7 separate regions of the Homo sapiens genome follow, and all the other regions are linked to region 4. The links are chromatin loops, found by intact Hi-C in ENCODE. Cell type or tissue: PC-9. All regions are shown on one strand.

Region 1 (4,000 bases), 62 kb after region 4:
AAAGCAGCAGATCTTGTCAGCTGACTCCCCTGCCTTCCATCCCCCCACTGACCTCGGAGTGGTGAGTCACGCTTCGTCACCCAGGGTTACTGGCAGCAGGCCCCACACAACTTCTTCAGCTTGTCAACACCCAGGATAGAATAAATCATCAGAGACCCATTTTTAGCCAAGAGTGAAAAATGAAGTCACCAGGAAAAGCAATAGAAGATGCCAATTAGGAATGCAAATAGGAAGCGAGGGTTTGTTGAAGGACAGGGTTATCTTCGCAGGGAGCCAATCCCCGGAAGGCTGCAGGCTTCTGGATTTGCAGTCTGAGTTTGCAGCATCTGGTGAGGAGGGCTCTGGGAAGAGGCCCACAGCTGGGTGGGAGTGACCACAACACTTCCTGCCCTCTTCCACTTTCAAAACCACATCAGCCAGGCTGAGGGATCTTAGCTTCTTCTTGCTCCAGGAAGTGGGTCTTAGAATTATCACATCACAGGGAATTAGGAGGGAGATGCTGAATTCTCTAATCTAGTGACTTTCCTGTCTTTTGTTCTGTTTTATTTTAGGAGCAGGACAAACAGGGAGGGGAGGGTTTGCAGCCTGCAGGCTGAGCCTCCCTCTCTTTTTCTTCCCTACTCTGGGCTAGACTAATTTGTCTCAAAGGCTCTTCCGCTTTTACCATTCTGTAGTTCATTGTCAGATTTCAAAATAACACATTCCAGCAGTGTTGAGCATGTGGGCAAATTCTGATGAAATAATACCATTTCAGTAAAAAGAAAAAAACCCGGTTCTGTCACTTTTATTAGCTATGGGATCATAGTTAAACCTCAATTTCCTTATCTGTAAAATGAAGAAAATAAAAGTACCTATCTCAGAAGGTCTTTGGGAAGATTGAATTAAGATAATAAAGGTCAACTCTTGCTCAACACAGTCCTATCCATAAACATAGGCAATAGTGTTGCTGAATAGAAAATAAAAGCTGGTGGGACCCACGGTCTCCTAGGGAGACAGTAGGAGCCGGGTGCTGCTCCAAAGTCTGGGGGCCCATTCTATGCTCTGTGGGTCTCCTGAAGGGACTCAGTGAATTCTCGGAGGAGACACCTTGCAACACGTTCCTGTGCAAATCCTGCAGGAAATCTAGGGGTTTCTCCCTGGACTTGGTTGGCTTTAACCCCTTCTCCTGGCCTCGTGTATGCCCCACTTCAGGAGGGAGGACAGCTTCAGTAAATGCACTAGGATCCAGAGAGGTAAGTAGCAACTTGTTTATGCAGCCATTCATTTATTCACTCATTCATCCAGCAAAGACTCTGTACCCATCTATACGTGGCAGTGCAGCCAAGGCTGGGAGGATTCAGAGATGACTGAGCCTGGGTCTTTCTCTTAGCAGCTGTGGGGAGGGGCCAGCTTCCTCGGGGCTCAGCTTTTTTCTCAACTCCCACCTTGTCTCCTCCCTCTCCTGCCCATTAGTCTTGGGCTCTGGTGATTTTAACTTGAAAATGACCCTTATATTCATGGGCCTCTTCCTCCTAGGCTGCTACTTGAAACCCCAGAAGTGGGTGAGATTGCCAAAGGACAGAATATCCGGAAAAGAGAATTTACATCAGTGTGAAATCTTGGGAAATGTGTACATATGAAAGAAGGATGTAGAAAAAAAAAAAAAGGCTTTGGAGGGGGCAGGCACTGGTGGATGTCCAGGTGTTACACAGGGGGTGGGGGAGCCCAGCTAAGGCTGCTGGATGATGAGTAGCCTGGGGAGCAGCACACAGGAGCAGGTAGGTTTGTGCTTTTAAGAAAAGCGGACTGTCTAAGCAGGTAGTCAGCCTCAGGCTGCAGATAGGACAGTGGACAGGGTTCGGTGGCCAGAAATTCTCGGGGCTGGATGATTCTCAGAAGTCCAAAGCTGGGGAGCAGCATCAGATTTCAGGCTTCTGCCTCTGGCCAGACCCCAGTCCCGGCAATGAGGCGGAGTTCTGCCAAGAACAAGGCAGTTTCTAGTTCTAAAGTGGTGGAACAGGATAAGGATTCAATTTCCCACACTGGGCATTCGGTTAGGGCCAGCCCAGCAGGGAGGGGGTTGGCCTGCAGGCACAGATCTGGTGGCCTCAGCTGGGGGAGAACAGGTCTGGCAGGGGTTGGGAACTAGGCTGGGCTGATGTTCCCAGAGAAAGGTAAACACAAGGAAGTACGTCTGAGGTAGAATTGATTAACTGGGTTGTTGGGCTAGATTGATTGGAAGATTGTGACCTTTGCCTTTGATATCATCGTGGGCCAACCACAGGGAGTATCTTCTCCTCATTCAGACACAAGTGCATAGACTATAGGCCCATCAAACAATATTTTACAATTGACAGATGTCTATGTCTGTGATTCATCTGGTCCTCATCCCAACCTTGTGCACGAGGAAGGGGACGTCACATTTTCTCCATTTTGCAGATTAAGAAACTGGGTCACAGTCAGAGAGGGGAACTTGCCTGAGAAGGCAGCTGTAGGCCAGGAGCCAGGATGGGCATTCAGGGCCAGGCTCAGGCTACAGTTCCCTGGGGCCTCTCCGGTCTTTTTTTTTATTTTGGCAAAAGGAGGATAGTGGTTGAAGGTAGACTTCAGGTCCTGCCCCTTCCCGACTTGCGTGATCTGGGGCAAGTTGCTTACCCTCTCAAAGCTTCCATTTCCTCATTTTTAAAGCTAATTAATTAATTAGTTAATTAAACACATAAAATTGACATGTAATAATTGTACATATTTATTGGGGACACAGGAGTATTTTGTACATATATACAATGTATACTGATCAAATCAGAGTAATTAGCATATCCATCACCTCAAAGATTATCATTTTTTTGTGTTAGGAACATTCAAAATTCTTTCTTCTAGCTATCTGAAAATACACCATAGATTTTTATTAACTACAGTCACCCTACAGTGCTGTAGAACACCAGAACTTACCCTTCTAACTATCTGTAATTTTGTGTCCATTAACCAAACTTTCCCTATTTTCCCCTTCCTCCTACTCTTCCTACCCTCAGAGAACCACAGTTCTACTTTCTACTTCTATGAGCTCAATGTTTTTAGCTCCCACGTATGAGTGAGAACACATAATATTTATCCTTCTGTGCCTGACATTTTTTCCCTAACATAATGTCCTCCCAGCTCATCCATGTTCCTGTGAATGACGAGATTTCATCCTTCTTTATGGCTGAATAATATCCCATTGTGTGTGTGTGTGTGTGTGTGTGTGTGTGTGTGTGTGTGTGTGTGTGTGTGTATCTCACGTTTTACTTACCTATTTATCTGTTGATGAACACAGTTGATTCCATATATTGGCCACTGTGAATAGTGCTGCAAATAAACAAGAAGGTGCAGATATCTCTTTGATATACAGATTTTCTTTCCTTTGGGTAAAAATCCAGTAGTAGGATTGCTGAATCATACAGTATTTCTATTTTTTAGTTTTTTGAGGCACTTTTGTACTGTTTTCCATAATTGTTGTACTAATTTACATTCTCACCAATAGTGTACAAGACTTCCCTTTTCTCTGCAATCTCACTGACATTTGTTATTTTTTGTCTTTTTCATAGTAGCCATTCTAACTGGGGTGAGATGATATCTCATTGTGGTTTTGATTTGTATTTCTCTGATAATTCGTGATACTAAGCATTTTGTCATATACTTTTTAATTATTTCTATGTCTTCTTTTGATAAATGTGTATTCAGATCCTTAGATGACAGGATCTCCTATATAGAAAAACCTAAGTACTCCACCAAAAGACTCTTAGAACTGATAAGTAAATTCAGTAAAGTTGCAGATAAAAAAATCATTATACAAAAAAAACCAGCATCTCTATACACCTGTAATAAACTAGCTAAAAAGCAATCCCATTTGAAATAGTTACAAATAAATAAATAAAATATCTAGAAATACATTTAACAAATGAAAGATCTCTACAATGGAAATTATAAAACACTGATGAAAGAATGGAAAGGACATAGAAAAATGGAAAGATGTCCAATATTTATA
Region 2 (4,000 bases), 160 kb before region 4:
TTAAATTGAATTTTTTTGAAACAGGGTCTCACTCTGTCACCCAGGCTAGAGTGCAGTGGCACCATCATGTCTCACTGCAGCCTTGACCTTCTAGGCTCAAGCAACCCTCCTGCAGTCTCCCAAGTAGCTGGGACTACAGACATGCACCACTCTACCTGGCTAATTTTTAATTCTTTTGTAGAGATGGCGTCTTGCTTTGTTGCCCGAGCTGGTTTGGAACGCCTGGGCTCAAGAGATCCTCCCACCTTGGCCTCCCAGAGTGTTGGGACTTCAGGTGTGAGCCACCGTGCCTGGCCAATGCCTGCCCCTTCTGTGGGGGTCTGTTGCTGCCTGCGAGCGGTGGAGATGGGGGAGTGTGTGTGTGCGGCCAGGACTGTTGTGCTGACTGGCGTCCTGTTGCCAGCTCTTTGTGCTGTGGGTGGAATAAGGGCCCTCAACGGATAGACAGAGCCCAGGGTTTGAGTCCTCTCTGATGCCTGCTTCCTTGTGATCTGGAGACCACATAGCCTTTCTGGGGCTCGATTTCCTCATCTGTGAATGCAGGTTAGGAACTTTCTTGTAGTGTCGCTGTAAAAATGTGATAAGATGGCGATGAAAAAATGCCTGCCTTCCAGAAGGTGTTAATCGGGTGTCATCTACTTCCTTCCTCCACACTGAACTGACCGGGGCAGGTTTTGAGACCCACCTGCAGGTCCCGTGCTAGTGGTTCATCCCCATGTCTATTCACACCTCTTCCTTGGTGCCCACATAGGTTTTGTCATTAGGTCAAGGTCACATAAGTGGTTGGCAGCAAGGCCAAGATTCTTGACACTCCTTATCCCAACCCCAAGCCTGTGCTGTCTACGACACCCCCTGCTTCTTCTGGAACTCTCCCTGAAGTCAGTGGAAACCTTCCAAAGAAGTAGCTGAGAGAAGCCAAAAACAGACCGACTGCCCGAGTCACAGCTTGGCTCGTCATCTCGCCGACCAGCAAGGAAGGGTGCTCTCATGGCTGCGGCGAGCAGCAGAAGCAAGTGCCCCTCACCCCCGACCCAGGGAGCCTGGAGTGCAGGGCCGTGGGTGAGGGGGCGGGGGAGGGGGAAGGGCAGCACGGGGAAGACAGGAGAAGAGTGGAGGAGATATGGAAGAGGGAGTGTGGAAGGAGGGCAGAGAGGAGGAGGCGGGACATGCAGCTGGAATGCCGCAGGAGGGAGAGGCACTCAGTCGAGGGCCTTGGTCCTACGCCGAGGCCAAGTGCAGTAAAAGGAGCAAAGGCTGGGATTCAATGCGATGCTTCCTGCTCACAAATTGTGTGACTTTGCCCTGACCGTGTCTCTGTGTGTGCGTGTGTCTCTCCCTGTCTGGGGGTTGCTGTGAGGATCAAATGGGAAATGAGCTAACGTGTACAACACATCCAGCCCAGTGCCCGGGCAGAGTGCCCCCCGAGGGCCCCTTCCCTCCTCTCCACCCGGTTACCTCATCTGACTGCTCTGAGGATGAAATGAGAGGAGGCACTGGCGAAACAGGATTTACTCCGTACAGATCCGTTTCCCTCCCCCTCCCTTAAAAACAGGCTCCCAAACTGGTAAAGGTTCCTTGTGAGAGAGTGAGAATGGAAGTGGGCGATAAATTGCCTCGTTTCACTCGGCGACTGTTTCCCAATTCTCTCTTGCTACTGCTGTACTCTCGCAGTGTTTACCCGAGTTCTGGTGTACAGTTGTAGAAAATAGATCCTTTGATGGTTTTGTCGAAATATCTTGGGAGCCAGAGGAATTCAGGCCAAGTTAGTCATCCTTTGTGAAACTACAATCAGGAGGCGATGTTTATCTTGCCCAACCAGACCCTGCACTAAAATACATTGTACAATTAGATGTTTTTGAAAAATGGGGATTGTGGTTTCTCTGTAGGCCGGGGTTGGGCAAGTCTGCTCTTTTAAGAGTGTAATATGTATTCATCAAAATGCTGGAGGTGGCTGGTGGAATAGGCTTTGGGGGCCCAAGTCAGTTATGATCACGGTTGTGATGGGCAGGGAGTGGTGTAGCTGTGGTGGCCTAGATTAAAATCTTCATCCCAGCATCACCAGTAGAACTCTCCGCGGCGATGGAAATGTTTTATTTCTGTGTTCTCTGATGCAGCAGCCACGTATTTGAGCACTTGAAAGGTGGCTTGTGTAACTGACAAACTGAATTTTTGGTTCCATTTAATTTAAAGTAACTTAGATTTGGATTTAAATAGCCACATATGGTTTGTGGCTACCACATTGGATAACATAACATTATATAGATAGCAGTATCCCATGAGCAGCTGCTTCAAACAGGCGAGTCTCGCATGAGTGCACTTTCCAGCCATGCCCAGGGTGGCTTGATGTGACCACAGAGACGTTACTTTCCACTAGCAAGTGAAACTGGGTTGAGCGGGTGAGGACTTTGCTCACTGGAGGGGCTGCAGGAGAACTGGGGAGAATTTGTGGGGGAGCAGAAAAGGAGAGGGTATGGGCTGGGCACAGTAGCTCACACCTGTAATTCCAGCACTTTGGGAGGCAGAGGCGGGTGGATCACTTGAGGTCAGGAGTTCGAGACCAGCCTGGCCAACGTGGCGAAACCCCGTCTCTACTAAAAATACAAAAATTAGCTGGGCGTGGTGGTGCACGCTGGTAATCCCAGCTACTTAGGAGGCTGAGGCAGGAGAATCACTTGAACCCTGCAGGTGGAGGTTGCAGTGAGCCAAGATCACGCCACTGCACTCCAGCCTGGGCGACAGAGTGAGACTTGGTCTCAAAAAAAAAAAAAAAAAAAAAAAAAAAAAGTAAGAAAGAAAAGGAGAGGGTGTGGTACAAGCCACAGCTCGGCACTGGAACCTCCCTCCAGCCTGGGGCTTTCGGTTCCTGACCAGTTTCAGTCAGTCCTGCCCTTAACCTCCTCCTCACTAGATGTCCCAGGAGCAAGATAAGTAGTCGGTAATAAAGAGACACAAATGTGGTCTCCAAGGAACTCATCGTGGGTTAGTCTCCACCGAGCCCCCTGAGGGTAGGACTGTGTTTGAAGAATATACGGATGGATGAGTACGTTGGTTTTGGTAGCTGGTGGGTGAGATAATGATGCCCTAATGCAATTCTTTGGTCTTCCTTAATAACAAAGGGATCCTTGTGAGTTCACATCAGCAGTGTATGGTGGTCGGGCAGTGGGGCCGTTGGCAAATGGGAGAAGCTCAGCCTGGTTCATGCCTACTGCTCTTGTTTCCCCTTCTTCCTTCTCTTGATGCTTCCCTTCCCAATCTCCAAGTCCCCAGTAGATGTCCTAGGGCTGGGCCAAATCAGATGAAGTGCCCAGTTTAGCCCTGGAAGATGAAAAATGACCTCTTTTCTTCCCAGGTGATTTCAAGGAGAAAGCAATTCCCCCACCCTTCTCTTCCATACCCCTCTTATCCCCATAAACAGACCAGCGGCAGGTTTAGGAGTTTTTAAAAATCACTCTGCTCACTCTTTGGAGGCCCCAGGTCTAAATGCCAGGTCTGCCAAGAGCTTTTTGTCTCTGGACAAATAATTTTCCCTGCCTAGGCCTTGGTTTCCCCATCTGAAAAACGGCAGGGTTGAACTGCTCCTCATGATGCGAACATTCCATGATTAAAATAGATCCAGTGAAATGTGATTATCTAAGAGGCTTAATCACTCCAGGCGGCATTGCCATTTAAAAGAGGAGCTGGTTCACCCAAATGAGTCTTTAATTGGCAGCCTGCAGCGGAGGAGCTCCCCGAAGCAGGAGGACTTCCAAATTCCCTCACCTGCGTGCTGCCATCTCCTCCAGCCCTAAGGGACAGCCAGTGGAGGGACCCTTTGGCCCGAAAGATCCTGCCCTCACACCAACTACTCTTCAGATGCTGTGCGCACCCACAAGAAATTTCTGTCATTCCTAGACCTGCTTGACTCAAGGGAGGGAAACCTGACTGGAGAGCAAAAGTTCCGATACACAGAGAAATCCTGTGCCTCAAAAATAAGCTGCCTGGGAGTTTGAACTCACGACTG
Region 3 (4,000 bases), 160 kb after region 4:
TCATTTGAGTGGGTCTTTAATCAGACGAATTTTGCCAGGAATGCCCAGTTAAGTTTGAAAGTCCAGCCTTCTACTATTTAAAAAAGAATGTTATATGCCCCAACAAGGCCAATAAAATAATTTTCAATACCTGGCCATTCACTCAAACAGGAACAAGGTGAGCTGAAAAACTTTGAAGCTATTTGGAGGGGTTCTTGGGAGCTTTTGCTACTGAGGCCAGCATTTCTTCTCCATGCCCCTACGCTCTCTGACTGTTTGAGCTTCTCCTCTATTCTTGGGCATTTCTGATGTTGCTCCAAGTGCCTGTTCCTTTGCCTTAATGGCAATGCTTCCCTTCCCCTCTCATTATCTTTTCCTTTTTGATCCCAGGTGTAGGGTTACAGATTTGGCAAATAGGATGCCCAGTTAAATTTGAATTTCAGATAAACAACACATAACATGTTTAGTATAAGTAGGTCCTATGCAATATTTGGGACCCACTTATATTAAAAATATATTTTGTTTGTTGTTTACCTGACATTTAAACTTAACTGGGTGTCCTCTAGTTTATCTGGCAGCTCTATCCAAGTGGGCTTCCTTTTATTCCCTGCAAAACAAGATAGGTCTGAGTCAGGAGAGCCAGTCTGTATCACAAAAGGGCCTTGTCCTCACTGGATTTCTGTTCTTAAAGGGACCCACAGCTATTTACATAACACATGGCAGCCTAACACCCATGCAATTGTAAATTACAGTCTGCTTATTCATTGTCGAGTTAGGAACTCAACCATATTTCTCAGCTGTCTTCAGTTCTCCTGCTTCAGATTCAATAAATAAATGTCTTGTTCTAGCATTGTTTGTGCCATTGTGTCGCCTTGTTCCTTGTCTGTTCCCATTGCAGTCTTCAGCACTCGGAACTCCCGTGCTCCCCCCGCCCCCAACTCCGCCCCCCACCCCCCTCCCTGGTAGGCACCACGTGAGATCTCCCTGCCATCCCAGTGGGACATTGCTCCCATGGTCAGCATCTCCGTTTCATTCTTTGCAGGATTTGGAGGTAATTCTAACTAGATCTCTGTTTTTGAGAATGTTACCACATCCTGTGGCTTTCCTCCTCAATAGGCGTCGGCAGGTACCAGGTGTAGTATACCTGCAGGATTTGTTAGGACTCTGCCCGAGAACATGAACTTGACAAAGAACTCTTGCCCTGAAGAAAAGCTAAATTATGGTTGTACCAATTACATGAAAGAATACAGGAAATGAATATAATGGATATAAAGTGCTCAGGAAAGCAATGCACAAAATAACATTAACATTTTCATCTGGTCCCTGTGGAGTCATTCTTTGTAAGGTCATTCCTTGAAGAGTTTTCTTTTCAAGTTGTAAGCCTGTACGTCTTATTTCACCATGAAGAACTCTGCCTGCTACATTCCTGAGGCAATCCAAGGGGTCAGCTATTAACAGAGCTGGGCTAAATATATCCCTTCCAGGAGCCTCCAGCCTCTGTTCCAGAGTCACATCCTGTGTCAGCTGGAGCAGATTCTCTCCTGCTTCCCTGCCACCAGCAGCCTCATCAGAGGCCTCAAGGTGTCCAAAGAGGTTGGCATGATAAACTGAGGGACTTCCTTGAGGACCTGTCTGTTTACCTGAAACAGCTGGTCTACCTGCTCCCCGCTGCAACTTCACCAGCCTCTATACATTTGTGTATCTACTACACATCATACCTGCCTCCACCTAAAATACAAAGCACAATCTTAACCTCACAGCAAAGACTCACACCGAAGGAGGGTTTTTATACATGAGATTCGAGGGGTTCATCAGATAGGGGAGTATTTGGCTTTTTTCTATTGGGAAGAGATGAAGGTCTTAGAGCAGCAAGTCTGAAATGAAAGCCTATATTTTTCTTTTGGTCTGCTTGGGAGTAGGGGTGCCCCTGGGTGTGGGACTTTCAGTGCTAACACTGGGGCAGTGTTGGGTAAACTGGGACAGTCGGTCTCCCTCCATAGCCTTCACCACCACTATCCTTCCAATTCCCTTCACCGCTATTTCTTATACTGGCTGAGAGAAGGAGAGACTAAGAGGTCAGAGCTTGAAATGGAGCTTTGGAAGTTTTCACCAAACCCATTCCAGATATCTTAGGGGTTTCACACTAAAACAACATTAGGAGGGATCAATAGTCACCTTCTTTGAAGGTGTTTGTGAGAAAAAGAACCTTAAGAGATTGAAGGGAAAGATGTATAACTATAGTTTTAGTTTGTAAAGTCCTTCTAAAGAGCTATTTTAAATGTTTGTATATCGCTAGCTTGAATTTTATTTTCCAGTAAATGTTTCTAATACATAAAAAATGGAAACGTTTGTGATTACAAGTCTGTAGGGTTTGAACCCAGAGCTACAGTCTGTAATTTTAACAAATCCTCCACCTATTGTTTTGGACTTCACAGTCCGTGGCACTCTGCCTCCACCTGGTGGCAGTGTACCTAAATTAAGTCGGGTTCCTCCCTCCCGTCTCCATATTTTTGTGTGTGGTAAGAGCCTCACTTTTGGGAATTGTATCTTACAAGCCAAATTATAAAGATATTAATTTGTCACATACTATCGTCCTTATTTAGAATTCAGCATCAATTTGGAGCAAAAACCATCTCTTTATATTTGCTTTATGCTTTATCTTGTGAAGTATTATGAACCTAATAAAATAATTGAATACTGCAGTCCCTTAGAGAATATGCAACTATTGTAAGCAGATACCATGAAGAACATGACGTGTGAAAATATCATGTGTATAGATTTTTTTAGGTTATAATAAATAAAACTTGTAAGAAATTTATTAATCAGACACAATTCATCATGTCCATTATCATACCGAGTTCCACAATTTTTAGGCCCAAGGATTAGGAGTTCACACTAGGGGATGTAAGTGGGGTTGCTTTTACATAGGTACATCTTTTTTTCTTATATATTCTTTATTTTCTTTTTATTTTGTTAATTCCGCAGCATGAGAATTCTGAAATAATTGCTAAAGTTCATGAGTTATTTTATCATCAACATACTCTGGGATCAGAAGACTCAAAGCCCACTTATTGCTGCTTCTTTGGGGAAAGTCATTTCACTTCCCTAGGGCTAGCTTTCCTGGTCTGTAAAATTGAGATCATAATTATATGTTACCAGGTGGGTATAAGAGTCAAACAAGATGCTGTGTGTACAAGTGCTCTGTTATCCAGATGTTAGTCTCAGGGGCATTGTTATCATGTGCAAATTGAAGGCAAAGATTCCAGTTCATACTTCCCAGCCCCTGGCTGCATTCCATTCTCCATTTAGATCCTAGGCCTGAGTTTCCTTGGAATATATCACGGAATTCTAATTCCCTCTGAGCCCACTGGTCTTCTCACTTGCCAGGACCCCTTGCAAGCCCCCAACCCTCACTCTCCACACGCCCAGCTTTTCCCTTCCCCAACAGTGGCTAAAGCAGCCTGCACCAGAGTAGAACAGGCACCTGGCCTAGACTGGGTGTGGGATTCTCTGGGGTGGGGATGGGATCCAGAGCCTGTCACCCAGGAGTGTTGTCACAGAGGGAACCGGTAGAATTAAGGGAAATGGGAGAAGCAAGGGTGTGGGGGGAGAAGAAGGGTGGCCCTCCCCTCTTCCCACCCTCTAACTACGTCCTCTGATAGGAGCAAAGTAATTTTACCTTCAGGTCTAGATTTAGCAAATATCTGGTTCTAGGGCAAGGAGAGTCTTGTCTTCCTTTATCCCTCCCCTCTCCTCCTACCTCTGCCCTATGTTCACACACACAAAGGTGAGGGGTTGCACATGGACCTTGTTATGAGCTATTCCATCTGCCTTGGTGATGTTCCCTCTAGGAGAGGCAAAGCCTTTTTCCCTCCACAGAGGGACCTTGGGGAGGGGTGGCTGAGTGTGGGGAAGGGTGAGCTGCAGCTGGCAGAGCATCCCCAGGGGGCTCTCAGAGCTGATTCCTGAGGAAGTATAGATCAGTCAGTGGAGAATGGAGCGGCCAAATGTGGGCCTTTCC
Region 4 (4,000 bases):
GTGTGCTCTTTTAGCACCTTCCGGGCTTGGTGGCTTCCTTGTTGATGTGATGTCCATCTCTGACCTCAATGGCCTTATAGAACCTCTGGCAATCAACTGTGTCACTTGGCGACTCACAATGGCCACTCAAGCCCAGCCCCTTGCTCTCAACTCTGTATCCCTCACTAGCACATTTGAGAACTCCAGACACTTCCACACCACCTGTGAACAGAGATGTTCTGGACCCCTGCTGTGGCCCTCTTCTCTCACACACACCACCCTGTCATTCTGACCTGCTGTGGCTGCCTTGTGTGGTTGGCGTAGGGCAGCATGAGATGGCCAAACAAGAAGCACTGTGGATCCTCCTTGGTGTTCGTCTTTCCCTTCATCCTACCCCAGATTTCCATCTGTCCTTACTCCCTGCCCTGAGTGAGGCTCGGAGGCAGGGCAGGGAGGTCTCTGGAAGCTCCTTCTTCCCATTTCACCCTCTCCGGTCCTCTTCACTTTCTCTGAAGAAGGGCTGCTACTTACCCTTCTGTCTGCTGGAAATTGCCCTACATTATATCTTTCTTCCTTACCCCATAGTCTCCTTTTTCTAGGGAGATCCAGCTGCCCCTTCCCTGAGGCAATAAGTCTCATGCCCTAACCGTAATGGTGGAAAGGAAAGAATTTTGCTTATCGAGAAGGGAAATTAGATTTAAAATGTTTTAAAAATCTTATCCTAAACTATATATAGCTGCTGCATATACAATACACATGAAAAGTGGGCCTCCTTTGCTCTTTCCTTTTGTCCTTAGCATCACTAATCGATCACATTTCATAGCCTCGGAAACCTCCACATAGTGGTCCAGTCATCCAGTAACAATCGACAGGAGCTCACCTTGGAGATGGAAACTCTTTCTATCACTGGTATGGAGTCAAGCCTGCAGAAGGCAAAGCAAATAAGCTGAATCTACCCCTTATGTCCAAATAGGCAATGGAAGTTTTAAATTTGGGAACTATATAATTGGAAATGGCTTTAATGTTTGAAATAATTACTACATCCCTGCAAAATGGTCATGCAGCCTCTGCTTGCATAACTCTAATGATGGGAAACTCACTACTCCTTGACAGGGGATTATATTTTTAGACTATTCTAAGTAGCAGAAAAACATTTGGTATGTTGCACTGAAACCTGCTCTCTGCAACTTGCTCCTACACATAGCATATTTAATTCCTGTCCACACTGTCAGCCCTGCAGATATTTGAAGGCAGCCACTCTGGGCCCTATTAGCTTCTCCTTTCTAGGTTCAGTCTACCCAGTCCTTTTCAGTGGCCGAGCCTCCAGCCCCATTCACCATTAAGGATCCTCTCAATCCTTTCCCGTTTAATGAGCCGTTAAAAGTCAGGGAGGTAACTTTGACGGAGGAACCACCCACCTCATTTTTTTTAAAACTGGAAATAAATTGCACATAAAGGTGCTGATTGCTCAGAAGTGTAAAAGTGCCTGCCTTCTGCAGACTGACACTGTGTTCTCAGAATCTGTGGGTCATCCTGCTGTGTACATTGCATTTTTTCTCTCCCTACAACGCACACACACACACACACACACACACTCACACACACCCACACCCACCCTAGTGGGAATCATTTCTCAGCTGGCTACTCAAAGCAGCAGCCTGCACATGCTTGCTTTATTGCTTCCTTGTCCAAACTACAGATTTAACAAGGAGGTTGCAGGGGAAAATGTTTTCAGCTTGAATAGTGACATTGAAATCCTTGAGTTTTGAGAGATCTGTGAAAACAGGCTATTGAAAAGAGTTGGGAAAGTCCTGAAAGGGGCTTGCTAATGTTGGTGATACCCCACAATGAAGAGCTCAGAAGCAAAAGTTTTTTTTTGATCTTCTGCTCTCCTGTCTCTTAGTCTCCTTCTCCACCAAGGCTAGATATAGAAACTAGCTTCTTCCCCAAGGCAGGTCCTAGAAACCAGAACCCCCTTTCCCCAAAGGCAGCCCTGTGACCTAAAAATACTACTCTAACTCCCCGCTTCCCCTCTCCCCACCTTTCTGCATAAAAACTGGCCACAAAGAAATTATCTGATCTACCTTGTTTGACTGTAGGTCATAAGACCGCAATTCCAGAGAAGGCCCTGCCCCAAACCCAGAAGGAAGGAATGCGTGCTCAGAGAGGCTAAGAATCCAGACAGGCCTTGCTAGGTTTCCCCAAGCAGTCTTTAGCATTAGATCATAGCTTTTTTATCCCATCGTATTTCTACACACTGTCCGTCCTTTGTTGAACCTAAGCATAAAAACAGACAATTTCCCCTGTATCTTTGGGTCTTCACTGGGAAGGCTCCCATGTCATTGTAAAACTGTAATCAAATAAATTTTATATGCCTTTCAATAAATCTGCCTTTTGTGAGTGGATTTTTCAGGAAATCCTTTAGAGGGCAAAGGGAAAGTTTTCCCCTGGGCCGTATGCTAATTCCCCTTTCATTTTGCCACCCCCAGATGAGTTGATGCTGCTTATTCAGGTGGTGAATTCAGCAGAAACCTGTAGGCTAGGGCTAAGGAACCTTCATTAAAAAGGATGACGATAATAAAAACAGCCAACATGACTGAGCATATTCTGTGTGCCTCGTCCTGTCCTGTCTGCTTTACCCTTACAAGCCAATTTAATATTCACAAGTCCAGCCCCTTGCCCAAGGTCATGAACTAATAAGTGGTGGAGTCAGTGTGAGCCTATAGTAGACTGTGAGATGCTTAGTGACAGAAACACCATCAGAAGCTTTCCCTGAGTTCTCCCACACACCCAGAACAGTGTTTCTCAACCAGAGCCCATGCTGTAAACACCATGGGCTACCATGCACTGGCGGTATTGTCTATAATAACACCCAGCCCATGTCAAAAGGTATAATAAGTAAGCAGATTTACCAAAGTATTAAGCAAAAATATCCCCAAGTTTATGGTTAACGTCTCCATGTCTCATTTCCTTTATCTGTAAAATGGTGCTAATATAAATCAGTGGTGCTATTTATATAAATATAAATGGTGCTAAATACAATTTTTTCCTACTCCCCTTCCCCAAAACATATAGTCAGTTGTTTTTGAAACCAAACTACATTATTCAGTCAAATTTGATACTGAGTTCTGTTCTACTAAGATCTCCTTGGTCTGAAGCATTTCTTTAGGTTTTGCCAGTGAGATCAGTCTTCTCGGACCTCTCGTGAGTGCCATACTTCTGTAGCTTTTCCCTTTCTGAAATGTCTCCTGTTCTCCTCCTCCCTGCCCATCCGAGTTCTACCCATACTTACAAGTGTCTACTAAGCCCATCTCCTCCATGAACCCCCTAACTACCCCACACCCCTTTGAGCTGTCATTTGTCTTCCTGTGAACACGAGCCAGTTGTATTCCATCAACAAACATTTTGAGCATTTTTTATGGGCCCAGAATGATTCCAGATCAGAATTTCTCCACCTCAGCACTATTGACAATTTGGGTAGGATAATCCTATGTTGTGGGGGCTGTCCCAAGCATTGTAAGACATTTAACAGCATCCTGACCTCTTCCCACTTGATTCCAGTAACATCTACCATGACCCAGTCGTGACCATCAAAATGTGTCTGGACATTGCCAAATGTCCCCCCGAGGGCAAAGTTGCCCTGATTGAGAAACACTGTTCTGGATATGTGGGAGAACACAGGGAAAACTCCGGATGGTGTTTCTACTGCTAAGGGTCTCGTAGTGTACTTAGGAGTCAATATTAACCGTCATGAATCAATACGTGGTCAGTTAAGTACTAACTTGTGAAATATACTGCAATCTAATTTTTAGCTAATCTTGTAATTTTCTTTTTTGAGGGAGGGGTAGACAGAAATGGAAGCAAACTCTATTAGAAAAAGAAGATTGCTTTCATTGGGGAAGGAGAAGCATGTGGAATATTGAAGGAAGAAGAATTGTAGTTACTCTATCCGGTTTGTCCTGGATAAGTGCAATTCTTCAGAAGTTATTACTTTTTGAGTATTGAGAGATACGTTAATGGG
Region 5 (4,000 bases), 120 kb after region 4:
CATTAAAGAATGTAGGAATGGCAAATATACAAGCAGCCACTACCCCTAGGACTGAGGCAGGTACACATCTGGAAAAGGGCCTTCTCCCAGGGTGAGAGTCACATTTTACTGAAGGTTGACGCCCCCTGCATGGTGGAGAAGTCTGCTTAGGCCCCACAGTCTGGGGCTGGTAGACAGGCAAACTCGCTGCTAGAATGCTGGCAACACTGCTAGCAGACCACCTATTAGACTGCCAGTGATGAACTTTCTTGAACCCACTCACTGTGTTGCTGTGGAAGTCACTGGGAAGCCACCTGCTGGGGTGCCCGTAGAACTTGCTGGAAGCTGTGCTAACTGCTAGGTAAGTGGCCCCTCACCTGCAAACCACCCACTGGCTGCCACAGGAGCCGGAAGAGTAAAGCAACAGAACCAGAAAGAGAAGCCCCTTCCTCCTGCTGGTCTTTCCAGGGCCCTGTACTGTCAAGGACTAACATTGCAACAGCTGGGGTCCAGCTCTACATCCCAAAGGAGGGCACAGAAGAATGGATTAAGAGCCAAGAGGAATACATTGATAATTGGCACAGATTTTCTTTTGCTCACCGTTGCTACTTGCACCCCATCCTTCCTGTGTTTATAGTTTGATTTCTGAAGTACATCCTTTAGCAATTATTTTAGCGCGGGTCACTGGATAAATTTTCTCAGCTTTGTCCATCCCAAATTGTCTTTATTTTACCCTCCTCCTTGAATAATAGTTTAGCTGGGTATTAAATTCTACACTGACTGGTCATTTTCCTAAGTACTACAAAAATATTATTTCATGTCTTCTGATCTTTGTGGCTCTTATTAAAATTTTTGCTCTTAGTTTAATTATTTGTAGGCAATCTGTCTCTTGTTGCTTTGAAGATTTTTTTTTTTTTTCTGGTCTGGAGTTTCCTATCAATGTTCCAGGTTTTTATCTTATTTGGGAGTCTGTGTTTCTTCCATCGGTGGAGTCATTTTCAGAAAATCTCTATCAATTCTGGAAAAATCTCTCCCATTAACTTTCCAAACATTGCCTTCCTAGTTCACTCTGTTTTGTCTTTCTGGAACTCCTATTATCTGCATTTCAATGCTTTTTATTCTTTTCTCTATGTATTTTATAGATATTTTTGTCTAACTTTCTGTGCTGAATTCTGTGCAGATTACTCAGTTCTTCTTGTCCACTATTTTCTCTACAGCTATGTTTAATCAGCTACTGAGCTCATTCTTTGAAGGCTTGTTTTTCATTTGTAAAAGTTTTATTTGGTTATTTTTCGAATCTGCCTGTTCTTGTCAAGTCTCTCCTTTTTCTACTAATTTACAAATTTTCTTTTAAGCGTATTTATAATCTTTTCTTTTGGATTGTTTTATTATCAGAAGTTACTTTAGTTCTAAGCCCATTCTAAATTCTTTATTCTAAGTACTTTAGTTCTAAGCCCATTTAGTTCTAAGCCTGGTTCTAAATTCATTATTGTATTTTACTGTATATTTGACAATACTTAAGGGTTGTTCCGTTGTGAGTTTTTAAATTTTGGATTGGATGTATATTCAGTATTTCGCTTTTTGGAGAATGCTATGCCACCTTGGTTGAGGAAGTAACCCTTCATAATGTTTTTGTGTTTACTCATGCTAGGTAATATAAATTTGTATCTTTAATAGCATAGGCCAGAGATTTTTGATGTCTCAGTGGTATCAGTCTGGGTCTAATCGGGAGACAGAAACCACACATAATAACTTAAATAAGTTAATTTACTATAAGGCATTATTAAGCTATGTTAACAGAGTAACTAAAATGATGTAAAGGGAATGCTACATTGAGACTCTAGGGCTGAGAGAGAATACCCAAGGAAGGGCACATTTGGATAGGATGGGGCCTTCTTGAGGCTGGGGTTCAAAACTCATTGGCAAAGATGTGGCTGCAGCTCACAGGAAGGAGAGGAGTTTACTGCGGCCCATCCGCAGTTGCTGGGCAAACAGGAAACACAAGGTGTAAAGTCTGGAGCATGGGAAGTCTGTGTCAGGAGGACCATGGAAAGGTGGTCACAGGACTGGCTGGAATGGTGAGGTCACCGAGGGACCGTGCAGAACACCACTGGATGTCCCCCTTCACCCACCCTGCTGACCAACCCTGCAGCAGGAGCAATAAAAAGCCAAACCCCTCACACAGAAACCAGGAAGAGAAGCCCTTTTCCTCCTGCAGTGTCCCTCCAGTGCCCTCTGCTGACAAGTATAGTATGATCCTTACTGTGAAGGAGAAAGGCTTACAGTGTTCAGACTGTGATCCCAGACCAGGTATTACAAGTTCAAAGCTGAGAGGCAATAAATTAATAAATGCCTCAATTTATCAATCCATCTGGATTGGTATATTTTCTTCTCCAGAATGTGAGCAAAGACACCCTTGATCTATTTGCCAGTAAATTGATTATTGTTAGTCCACCTTTCTCTGCAGGTGCCACCCTTTGAGAGTTCAGGTTTTAAGCAGCGGCCCTGTTCCCACTCCCTACCTCATGTGGACTCAAGGACTTCTTTCCTTTTCCCACGCGGGCATTAAAGCCGGCGCCCCTAGGAAACTGATGTCAATATCTTCTCATCCAATTTGGCAGCTGCTCATCACTTACTACTTTTCTTTTATGGTCTCTTTTCATTTTCATCACTTGGGAATTTCCCTTTCTTGGTTGTGAACGCAGCTGTGCATTAAAAACAAAGTGACACACATTATACCTAGCATTTCTAAGAGGTCTTAGAGGGAAGAGTTCAGTCTCCATTCCTCTGGCAGCTTAACAATACCTGTTCTTGTTCTCTCTTGCAAGTTTCTGGGCCAGATACCTTTTTTTTTCCTCTTTTTTTTTTTTTTTTTTTTTTTTTTTTCCAGAAAAGGTCTGGCTCTATCACCCAGGCTGGAGTGCAGTGGCACTATCTCAGCTCACTGCAACCTCTGCCTCCTGGGCTCAAGCAGTCCTCCCACCCCAGCCTCTTGAGTAGCTGGACTATAGGCATGCACCACCATGCCCAGATCATTTTTGTATTTTTTATGGAGACGGGGTTTTGCTATGTTGCCCAGGCTGTTATTGAACTTGTGAGTTCAAGCAATCACCTGCCTCAGCCTCCTAAAGTGCTGGAATTAGAGGAGTGAGCCGCCACGCCCAGCCTTGGGCCAGAAAACTTCTTGAGACATATGCTAGAAGATTTAAAATGTAAATAAAATAACCCTCACTGCGAGTTGCATTATTTTATTTTAGCATATCATCAGACCATGGCTGCTAGTTTAGGTGATTAATAGCTAGACTATCTCAAGCTTGGTGAAGTGGCTTGTACAGTGCTTGTCACCTGTAACTTTCATATGTGCATTTTTAAAACACTGCAGAGATGAATTTGTGGCAGCAAGAAGGGATTTTAATCTCCACCTGAGGGCTCTGCATACTTTGGTGGGTGTGTAACCAATTTCCATTTCATTAGTTATGTAAGATGTGACTTAACTCAATAACTGGATCCGACCCACATTTCTGATTTACTTCAGCAATGTATTAGCAAACATATAGGTTACGCTATGCATTGGCCTTACCCTTAGTTTAATTTTGGAGGTTGGTGTATTGTTTTACTGGGGAAACGTGTGCCCTAGAAATGTAAGGAGACTTTCCTCTGAGCTTCTGACACATTTTGCATACATCTAGACTATACTGCCTATCAATTGCAATGTAGTTTTTGTTTACTTGCTGACATTCCCTTCCAATTAGATCTTTGAGGATGAGATCTTTTTATCTGCCCCAGGGCCTCACACAGCTGCAGAAAGGAGATGATAATTAAATAATTTTTGAGTAAAGCACATTTTGCCTAGGATCATACAACTAGAAGTAACTCAGCATAACTTGTGTGTGCACCCACTATACTTCAGTACTTTAACTGCAGCAAAAGGCATGTGAGGGAATTATGGCTGGGTAGGTAAGCAGATTCCAGATCTTTGAATATTTCGTATACCATACTTGGATTTTTGAGTTCTCTTAAG
Region 6 (4,000 bases), 130 kb before region 4:
CATCAGCTGCTTCATCTCTGGCAGAACTGACTCGGCAGATGGCAAAGTGCTTGGAGCCACCGGAAGCCAAGGTGCAGAGAATTCTGTGGAAGGAAGCTGGCTTGCAGCTCAGAAGCTGGGCAGCGAGGGCTGCTGGAACATAGAGGTGCCCGCTCATTTGGCAGGGGTGCCCAGAGCGAGAGGAAGTGGGGCTCCTCAGTTAGGAAGCTTTGTCAGACATCCCCCTACTGCCCCAGGGCTTCACAGAGGCCCTGGAGAGACTGATGCTTCCCCAGCAGCCGGTCCATCTGGGCTGGTGCTCACGCAGCTCTGGGAGCTAGGATATTTTAGATGTGTCAAAAGTGACGAATGTTGGAAAGTGCCACGGGCATCTCTGGGAGCTCACAGTTCACACTGGCAGCTAAGATGTGCCGAGCTTTTTGGAAGAAACTGAACTCTGGAGGAAACTGAGAAGTCTTTTGCTGTCCCAGATGTGGGTGGCAATGGGATGGGCTCTGCAAGGGGACAGAGCCCCGACATCAATAAAGATGGGGCTGGGCCATAGCAATGCCTGAGGTCTTGGCAGAAAGAAGTGGCATTCTGAGAGGGCAGCAGGGGCAGGAAGGAGCAGGAACGTGTGGATTTAGAAGCAGGCACGCAGGGGCCTGAGGTTGGAGTCAGCAGAGCTTGCAGCTGGCAGCACCGGGGGCTGTGGAGTCGGGCCTGTTCAGTTCCGCTTGCCAGGATGGAACAGGGGCAGCAGCCAGAGCCAGCCTGAGGCTGGAGGTGAGCCCGGGGCCTTCGCCCACAGTGAGGCTGGAACAAGGCTCCAGTGTGTCTGGATTTGAAAACACCCCAGGGAATGTGTTACTAGAATTCAACATCTACCCCGAATATAATGCATCCTAAGACGAGGGTGCCTTGGTGTTCTGTTTGCAGCATGGCCTTGGTTTGCGTGTAGTGTCACTGGTTCTCTGCCTCTGCAGGGAGATGGCTTGTCCCATGCTACCCAGCCAGGGAGGTGGCTCGTCCCAAGCTGGGGGTGGAGGAAGCTGAGGCAGTGGCTGGGAGAGAAGGTGTAGGATCAGGCTTAGGCGAGTCACAGAGAAGGAGGAGAGTCAAAGAGAAGGGATCCTCACTATGGACCAGTGGGGTTCTGGGGTGGTGGGGGTACAGGACCAAGTTGGGCCAGCCCAGCCTGTCTTCTGCTGAATGATGAATGGGGCTGGGGTGTCAGGGATGGATGGAGAAGCTAGCACCAACTCTACCTGCCCCAGGTGCTTTCTGATGAAGACGCAAACTCTCTTCTGGTTATTGTTCTTCACAACCTCCCGTCTCCCTGCAAACTCACACAACCAGGAAGGAAAGAGAGAGAGAGAGAGAGAGAGAGATGACAGAGCGTTCCTAGTCATCTTTGTCATCCTCCCCATCATGATTATGATCATCGTCATCCATGCCTGGACTTCTTATATAACCTGCTTAACTTGTTGAGGGCTGAACTTGTCTTTCCACCTCCTACCTTCAACCAGCTTTTGCTAACTTCCTCATTCTGCTCACACATTCCTCTCTTCCAGGCACTGGCTCACCCCCCACTGAGTCATCTTCCACTCCCCCTTCCTCTTTCTTCCCCTCCTACTATCAGCAACTCACTGTAGCATGACCGCCTGCAACTGCTTCCTGGGAGGATCCGCTTCCAGTCCCCTCTGTTCACACGCTCTCCATCCTGCGACACGCGGCTCCAGCCATAGCTGCTCGCAGGTCCCGGATGCCTCTGTGCCTTTGCTTCTGCAATTCCTTCTGCTTGGAACCTCTCTCCTCTTCCTACACCTTAGCCCTCAACCTTGGAGGAATTAGAATGTATGGATAGTTCTCTTGACAGCTGGTCGGGGTGGGGCCCTTCTCTGTGCTCCCCAATCCCCTGTTCAGACCTTGAGGATGGGGCTGTTTATTTCCCATTTCATGACTAGGCTCTAAGCTGTACGTGTCTTATGCATCTGTGTGGTCCCAGCACAAGGCCTGCACAGAGGTGGGTTATCTGCTGAATTGATTTAACAGGATAATTCATTTTCTGCCCTTCCTAGGGAAAGATTTGTCACGGTGAGCCAATACCAGGGGGAAGGGGAGAACAGAGGCAGGGGCCTGCTCTGCTTTACTTCTCACACCCACAGTCCCCTTCCTATGGTCAGGAGCCACTGGCCAGCAACACAGCAACTCCTGCCTCTGTCCGCCCTCTAGGAATGAGCTGAAAGAAAGGCACCAACAGACAACAAGCAAGTTCCGGATATTCTTTGGAATCATGGGTGGTCCTTGTTTCGCCCTCATCTTAAAGCCCTCCAGACCCCAAACCAGTGTCCTTCTCCCTCCTCCCTTCCTTTTCTAGAATTCCTCATTTATTTTGAGCCTTATAACTCAGTCTTTAAAAATTGCCTTTGTGAAGGCTTTTCTGATCTCAAACTGTTTCCTGTGATATTAATAGGAGTTATGGGGAAAAAGGAGTTTTGTGGCCAAATAAATATGGGAAGTGTCGTATTAAGCGGCATTAATCAGGCTTCCTGCTGGCCCGAGAGAAGAAGCTACTGTGAATTTAATCTCTAGAAGGGGCAGATGGTATACAGCGGCTCTCAACCTCAATTACTTTGAAGCAAGCTGCCCCCGCCCTCCGTATTTCCTTTTTTGGCCAAGCGTTTCTGGGACTGATAGTCCATAGGATGCAACTGAGGAAATTCTGTCTGGGGCAGCTTTCCAGCGGGCTTGTATACTGTTGAGCTGTGCTCACACTCACCTCTGTGTGCTGGGGTTTCGAAGGCTAGTCCTCCCTGCTTTCATGGAGGCAAGGCTTTATGTGTAGGGGAGAGGGCTGAGCGCTTTAAGAGCAGGAAATGAGTTTCTAAATAGGCACATCGAATGGTTTAGACGTTGTGCTCTAGCATCCCAAGGCCAAGGATCTTGTGGAACTACTTTGGGGGCTGCTACAGGAGATGGCAGAGGACACAGAAGTTAAAAGGGTGGGTTCCTGACTGCCCGCCCACCTTGTTTCAACCCAAACAAAATTGCTTTTAGGTTTTAACATTTGCTGCTTGAGATTCTGTTTGTAGGAAGGTTTCCATGGCTGACACACATTCAAAGACCACAAATCTAGACCAATCACTTCAATTAACAGATTAAAAAAAAAACAAAAAAAAAACAGCCCAAAACCTGAGGTGCCGAAAAGCTAAAACAGATATCAATCAATCACATCACTAGATGCTGGATGTAGAGTCCAAGTTTCTGGACCTACCATCTAATGCTCTTTCTACGCACCCTTGCATTTGTTTATTTCCTTCTGACTCGGCCAGTTTCAAAAGAGAAGAATAAAAGATAGCAAGGAGCAAATAGCAGCGAAGATAACGGGATAAATCCACCAAGAAATAGCGGGGGAAAGGTAAAGAGAAATCCCACCTGCCCCCCATCTGATCTGTTTCACTGCAGTTCTTCTTATGCTCCACCTTAAAATGTAAAGAAACGGATGCTAAGAGCAAGGGCTGCTGATGCCAAGAATAACTCCGGAGGAGACACAATACACCACCCCAGTCTCCAGTGAAATGAACTGTTTAATCAAAACTGCGCTATTCTGTAAATATTCAGTCTATTGATGAAGAGCTCTGCAAACAGGGGCAGCTCCTAAGCAAGGCAGAGAGAACCTGGAAGGAACTGAAGAAGACAGAGAAAAATGGCAGATGTGCCTGTCTTGATGGTTGGGGTGGGAGGACTTACATATACACTCTGTGTTCAATGCATGGGAGGTGAGGCAGAGGGGGCAGCAGAGAAATTCAGAGTAACTCTCTTAATCCTTGGCTTTGCCTGACTGGCTAGAAGTGTAGTTCTTTTTTTTCTTTTTTTTTTTTTTGAGACAGAGTCTCTCTGTGTCACCCAGGCTGGAGTGCAGTGGCACAATCTCGGCTCACTGCAAGCTCCGCCTCCCGGGTTCACGCCATTCTCCTGCTTTGGCCTCCCGAGTAGCTGGGACTACAGGCACCTGCCA
Region 7 (4,000 bases), 77 kb before region 4:
AGGGTTTCACCATGTTGGTCAGGCTGGTCTTGAACACCTGGCCTCATGTGATTCACCTCCCTCGGCCTCCCAAAGTGCCGGGGTTACAGATGTAATCCTGCTAAGATTTCTTTTTTTTTTTTTTTTTTTTTTTGAGACCAAATGTCACTCTGTTGCCCAGGGTGGAGTGCAATGGTGCAATCTTTGCTCATTGCAACCTCTGCCTCCCAGGTTCAAGTGATTGTCCTGCTTCAGCCTCCCGAGTAGCTGGGATTACAGGCACGTGCCACCATGCCTGGCTAATTTTTTGTATTTTTCGTAGAGATGGGGTTTCACGATGTTGATCAGGCTGGTCTTGAACTCCTGACCTCAGGTGATCCACCCACCTTGGCCTCCCAAAGTGCTGGGATTACAGGCATGAGCCACCACACTTGGCCTGATCTAAGTACCCAGTAAATGTGTAAGGGGCTGAGAAGGGTGAGCTAATGCCTTTATGGCCCCAAAGAGCTATGTCCCCTGCCCTCAGGGAGCTTCACTGGGGAGCCCAAGGGTCATTGAGAGGGGTGGGAAAGGGCACGTGGCTGGACTGGTAGGGCAGTAAGGGCAGTTGTGATTGGGTGAGGAGGGTGGAGGAACTCCAGGTGCCTGCCCTTTCTAAGCCTCTCTACATAATAAATATTGAATAGTCATGCATTTCTATTTGGCTCAATTCATTCATTTGGTTGATTCAGAGTTTTGGAGCACTGACTCCAGAAGTTTCTTTTAGGCAAATCTCCATTCACTATTCAGCTCACCCCTAGATTACTGCAGTGTATGGCACTCAGACTGCCTCTTGCTGCTGCCATGACCATGACAGATAAGGCTAATGGATTACAGCATTCTGTCACCCTTAGCCTGATGTAATCTTAGAGTTCTTCTGCATAAAGCAGCCATTCCTGATGGAATAGAATCCTCACTTGTGTTTAAAGCTACTTATCAGCTGGGTGTGATGGCTCACACCTGTAACCCCAGCACTTTGGGAGGCCAAGGCTGGTGGATCATTTGAGGTCAAGAGTTCGAGACCAGCTTGGCCAACATGGTGAGACCACCCCCCCCCATCTCTACTAAAAATACAAAAAAAATTAGCTAGGCATGGTGGCGAGTGCCTGTAATCCCAGCTACTCGGGAGGCTGAGGTAGGAGAATCGCTTGAATCTGGGAGGTAGAGGTTGCAGTGAACCGAGATGACACCACTGTATTCCAGCCTGGGTGACAGAGTGAGACCGCATCTCAAAAAAAAAAAAAAAAAAAAGAGAAAAGAAAAAAAAAATCCTACTTACCATCTCTGGCCTAGACCTTAGGTCATTGGGTATGTCCTGAGGCCTCCATAAATTTCAAACCTTATAATTTCTCCTGCAAAAATACTACCATGCTTCAATTCTCTCCACCTTTCTTTATGGAAGCTTTTCTTACCCATTTCTAGAAAGATTAGAGAGGTGTTAGGTATTAGGAAGATGAAAAGGAGGCAGACAAAAGGACGAGTCTTCCTCTATCTACTCATACTTTCAAGGTGTTTGGCAAAATCTGAAGTTTTGACTTGGGCGGATCACGAGGTCAGGAGATCAAGACCATCCTGGCTGCTAATAGAGTGAAATCCCATGTCTACTAAAAATATAAAAATTAGCTGTGTGTGGTGGCTGGCACCTGTAGTCCCAGCTACTGGGGAGGCTGAGGCAGCAGAATGGTGTGCACCCGGGAGGCGGAGGTTGCGGTGAGCCGAGATCTCGCCACAGAACTCCAGCCTGGGTGACAGAGCGAGATTTCGTCTCTACCAAAAAAAAAAAAAAAAGGAGTTAAATGCAATTCTTTCTGTATTTTTGTCTTTTCCAATTCTGTATTAAGCATGTACTACTTTTCAAAGTAGGAAAAATGTGTTTTATAAAATGAGTAATTTTATGAAAAAGTAATTTTAAGTTACATTTAACAATTGAGTAATTTTATTAAAATTTTTATTTAAAATTTTATAAAAATGCTTTTTACTTCAAAAACTTCATAAAAATTTCTTAGACTTATTACTATATACCCTTTCATACCTTTGTGACTATAATACCTAATAAAAAATAAAAGCTGGTCTTTGGTTTTGTACATAGGAAACACCCTCTTCTCTGAACAAATCTCTCATTTACAGTCTTTTAAAATTCAAAGAATGCATTCCAGCTGGGTGCGGTGACTCATGCCTGTAATCTCAGCACTTTGGGAGGCTGAACCCGAAGCACTGTTTGAGGCCATGAATTTGAGACCAGCTTGGGCAATGTGGTGAAACCTTATCTCTAAAAAATTACAAAAATTATCCGGGTGTGGTGGTATGTACCCGTAGTCCCAGCTACTCAGGAGTCTGAGGTGGGAAGATCCCTTGAGCCTGGGAGGTCAAGACTGCAGTGAGGCATGATTGCACCACTGCACTCCAGTTTGGGTGATAAAGGGAGACCTTGTCTCAAAAAAAAAAAAAAAAATTCCATGAAGATGAGGAAGGTGATGGAATGTCATCCAGCATTGAGAAAAATGTGACGTGCCCATCAGCTCCTCTATTCTCTTGGGGGAAGTGCTGCCGCGGGGAGGTCCTAGCCATTGTTCCATTCCTTTCTTGCATCTTCTCAACGAGCTTTGTTAGTAACTGGAATCCACTGGGCCACGTTTTTAGTAGAGGGTAGGGTCACTTCACTCAAGGAGTTTTGCAACGGCCACAGTGTTTCTCTGCTCTGGGCTGTAAAGCCTGGTGGCCAGTCCTCCCGAGGGCAGGCCTGAAGGTCCCAGTTCTCTTACCTGTCTATCTGCCTGGTGACTGGGTGAATGGGCAGCCCCAAGCTTCTCAGCTTCCCTGCCTGAGCCAGGTTGGAAAATGAGGGTGGCCTGTTTTTGGGAAGCTGGTGATCTTTAATTGAAAGGGGGTGGAGCAGAAAGCATCACTATGGCTTTGAGCCCAAGCCAAATCCCCTCTCCCACACTGAGGAAGAGGAGAAAAGCTGATTTTCTTCCTTTGTGCTCTTCCTTTGGTAATCAGTACTCTAAATGGTTGAGACCCAAGTGGGCCAAGAGCTGAGCTGAGAGTTCTGAGTACTCCAACATGCTCAAAAAACTATATTCCTTAGGGTGGGTATGGTGGTTCATGCCTGTGATCCCAGTGCTTTGGGAGGCTGAGGCAGGAGGATTACTTGGGCCAGGAGTTCAATGTTAGAGTAAACTACGATCATGCCACTGCACTCCAGCCTGGGCAACAGAGTGAGATCCAGTCTCTTAAGGCGTACACACACACACACACACACACACACACACACACACACACAAAATGTTCCCTGAAGCCGTTTAAGTTATTAGAAAAAAATAGAACTATGGTGAACTAATGTTTAATGCTTACCATACCTCATCATGACGTTTTCAGATCAAGTGGGATAGCTCTGGGCAGTGGAGCTTAGGTACATTAAGCAAATACTTCATAAACGTTAGTAGCTGTGCAAACAAGTGGGCATGAGGTGGAGGCTTGACCAGCCAGAGTGTCCAAGGTTCATAGGGAGGAAAGGAGCCAATTTACTGGACCTGGGTTGTTAAACACATAAACCCTTAATGAATTAAAAATATTACCAGCCTAGCAGAGTTCCATGGAGTCTGGGTGGCAGCTCTGTAGTTCTGTGGTTGTCAGTCCAGGCTGTCTTTAGATCTGAACTGGTCTGGGGTGGGCCTTTCTGTTATAAGTTCCCTAGATGATTCTAATGAGCTTCCAAGGGTAAGAACCTCTGCCACAGTTAAATGGTGTCACTATGTATTAATCACAAATCCCCTGATAACGTCACAGGGTTGGACAGCTTAACTCATGTTAGGAATCACATTGAGATTTGTGGACCATCCATCTCGAGTGGGCGGCAGGGCTAGATCCAAAGGCAAATTAGTATTCCATGGAGCTTTGGTTCTCAAACGGGTGTGCATCAGAATCTTCTGGAGATCTTGCTAAAACCCAGATTGTGGGCCCTCATTCTCAGAGTTTCTGA

Evidence for each region. A loop is a pair of places that touch in the nucleus more often than their neighbours do. Peaks named below come from ENCODE experiments on the same cell type or tissue, not always from the same donor. Only the 100,000 strongest peaks of a DNase experiment are listed, where the experiment ranks them.
Region 1: a loop joins it to region 4, with 12 times the contacts of the local background. A loop is called at or near these places in 9 of 110 quality-filtered maps.
Region 2: it touches region 4 in a loop (18-fold over the local background); 2 of 110 quality-filtered maps call a loop at or near these places.
Region 3: it touches region 4 in a loop (14-fold over the local background); 4 of 110 quality-filtered maps call a loop at or near these places.
Region 5: a loop joins it to region 4, with 8 times the contacts of the local background. A loop is called at or near these places in 2 of 110 quality-filtered maps.
Region 6: a loop joins it to region 4, with 15 times the contacts of the local background. A loop is called at or near these places in 2 of 110 quality-filtered maps.
Region 7: it touches region 4 in a loop (12-fold over the local background); 3 of 110 quality-filtered maps call a loop at or near these places.

Annotation. Positions count from the first base shown.
Region 1 is chr15:58,328,411-58,332,410 of GRCh38, reverse strand. No RefSeq gene overlaps it. Among named protein-coding and RNA genes, the nearest start is that of LIPC, 100 kb to the left of the region's middle. RefSeq lists enhancers at 1-181, 1-537. In PC-9, no CTCF peak of the experiment used is centred here; DNase peaks (open chromatin) are centred at 120, 710, 1,590 and 2,150; H3K4me3 peaks cover 2,463 bases; H3K27ac peaks cover 3,768 bases.
Region 2 is chr15:58,549,610-58,553,609 of GRCh38, reverse strand. The region is part of intron 6 of LIPC (lipase C, hepatic type); the gene reads right to left. Among named protein-coding and RNA genes, the nearest start is that of LIPC-AS1, 53 kb to the right of the region's middle. In PC-9, no CTCF peak of the experiment used is centred here; a DNase peak (open chromatin) is centred at 1,709; H3K4me3 peaks cover 1,661 bases; H3K27ac peaks cover 3,302 bases.
Region 3 is chr15:58,226,340-58,230,339 of GRCh38, reverse strand. The region is part of intron 1 of LOC124903499 (a long non-coding RNA gene); the gene reads right to left. Among named protein-coding and RNA genes, the nearest start is that of AQP9, 90 kb to the right of the region's middle. In PC-9, CTCF peaks have their summits at 2,214 and 2,413 (motif pointing left); a DNase peak (open chromatin) is centred at 2,429; H3K27ac peaks cover 1,319 bases.
Region 4 is chr15:58,390,910-58,394,909 of GRCh38, reverse strand. No RefSeq gene overlaps it. Among named protein-coding and RNA genes, the nearest start is that of LIPC, 39 kb to the left of the region's middle. In PC-9, no CTCF peak of the experiment used is centred here; DNase peaks (open chromatin) are centred at 1,409, 2,119 and 2,629; H3K4me3 peaks cover 706 bases; H3K27ac peaks cover 3,629 bases.
Region 5 is chr15:58,268,346-58,272,345 of GRCh38, reverse strand. No RefSeq gene overlaps it. Among named protein-coding and RNA genes, the nearest start is that of AQP9, 130 kb to the right of the region's middle. RefSeq lists an enhancer at 2,022-2,316. In PC-9, a CTCF peak has its summit at 2,226 (motif pointing left); a DNase peak (open chromatin) is centred at 2,195; H3K27ac peaks cover 975 bases.
Region 6 is chr15:58,519,276-58,523,275 of GRCh38, reverse strand. All of the region lies in intron 1 of LIPC (lipase C, hepatic type), which reads right to left. Among named protein-coding and RNA genes, the nearest start is that of LIPC-AS1, 23 kb to the right of the region's middle. RefSeq lists an enhancer at 792-1,991. In PC-9, no CTCF peak of the experiment used is centred here; a DNase peak (open chromatin) is centred at 1,515; H3K4me3 peaks cover 719 bases; H3K27ac peaks cover 2,857 bases.
Region 7 is chr15:58,468,404-58,472,403 of GRCh38, reverse strand. The region is part of intron 1 of LIPC (lipase C, hepatic type); the gene reads right to left. The region is part of intron 2 of LIPC-AS1 (LIPC antisense RNA 1); the gene reads left to right. Among named protein-coding and RNA genes, the nearest start is that of LIPC-AS1, 28 kb to the left of the region's middle. In PC-9, no CTCF peak of the experiment used is centred here; a DNase peak (open chromatin) is centred at 2,253; H3K4me3 peaks cover 2,347 bases; H3K27ac peaks cover 4,000 bases.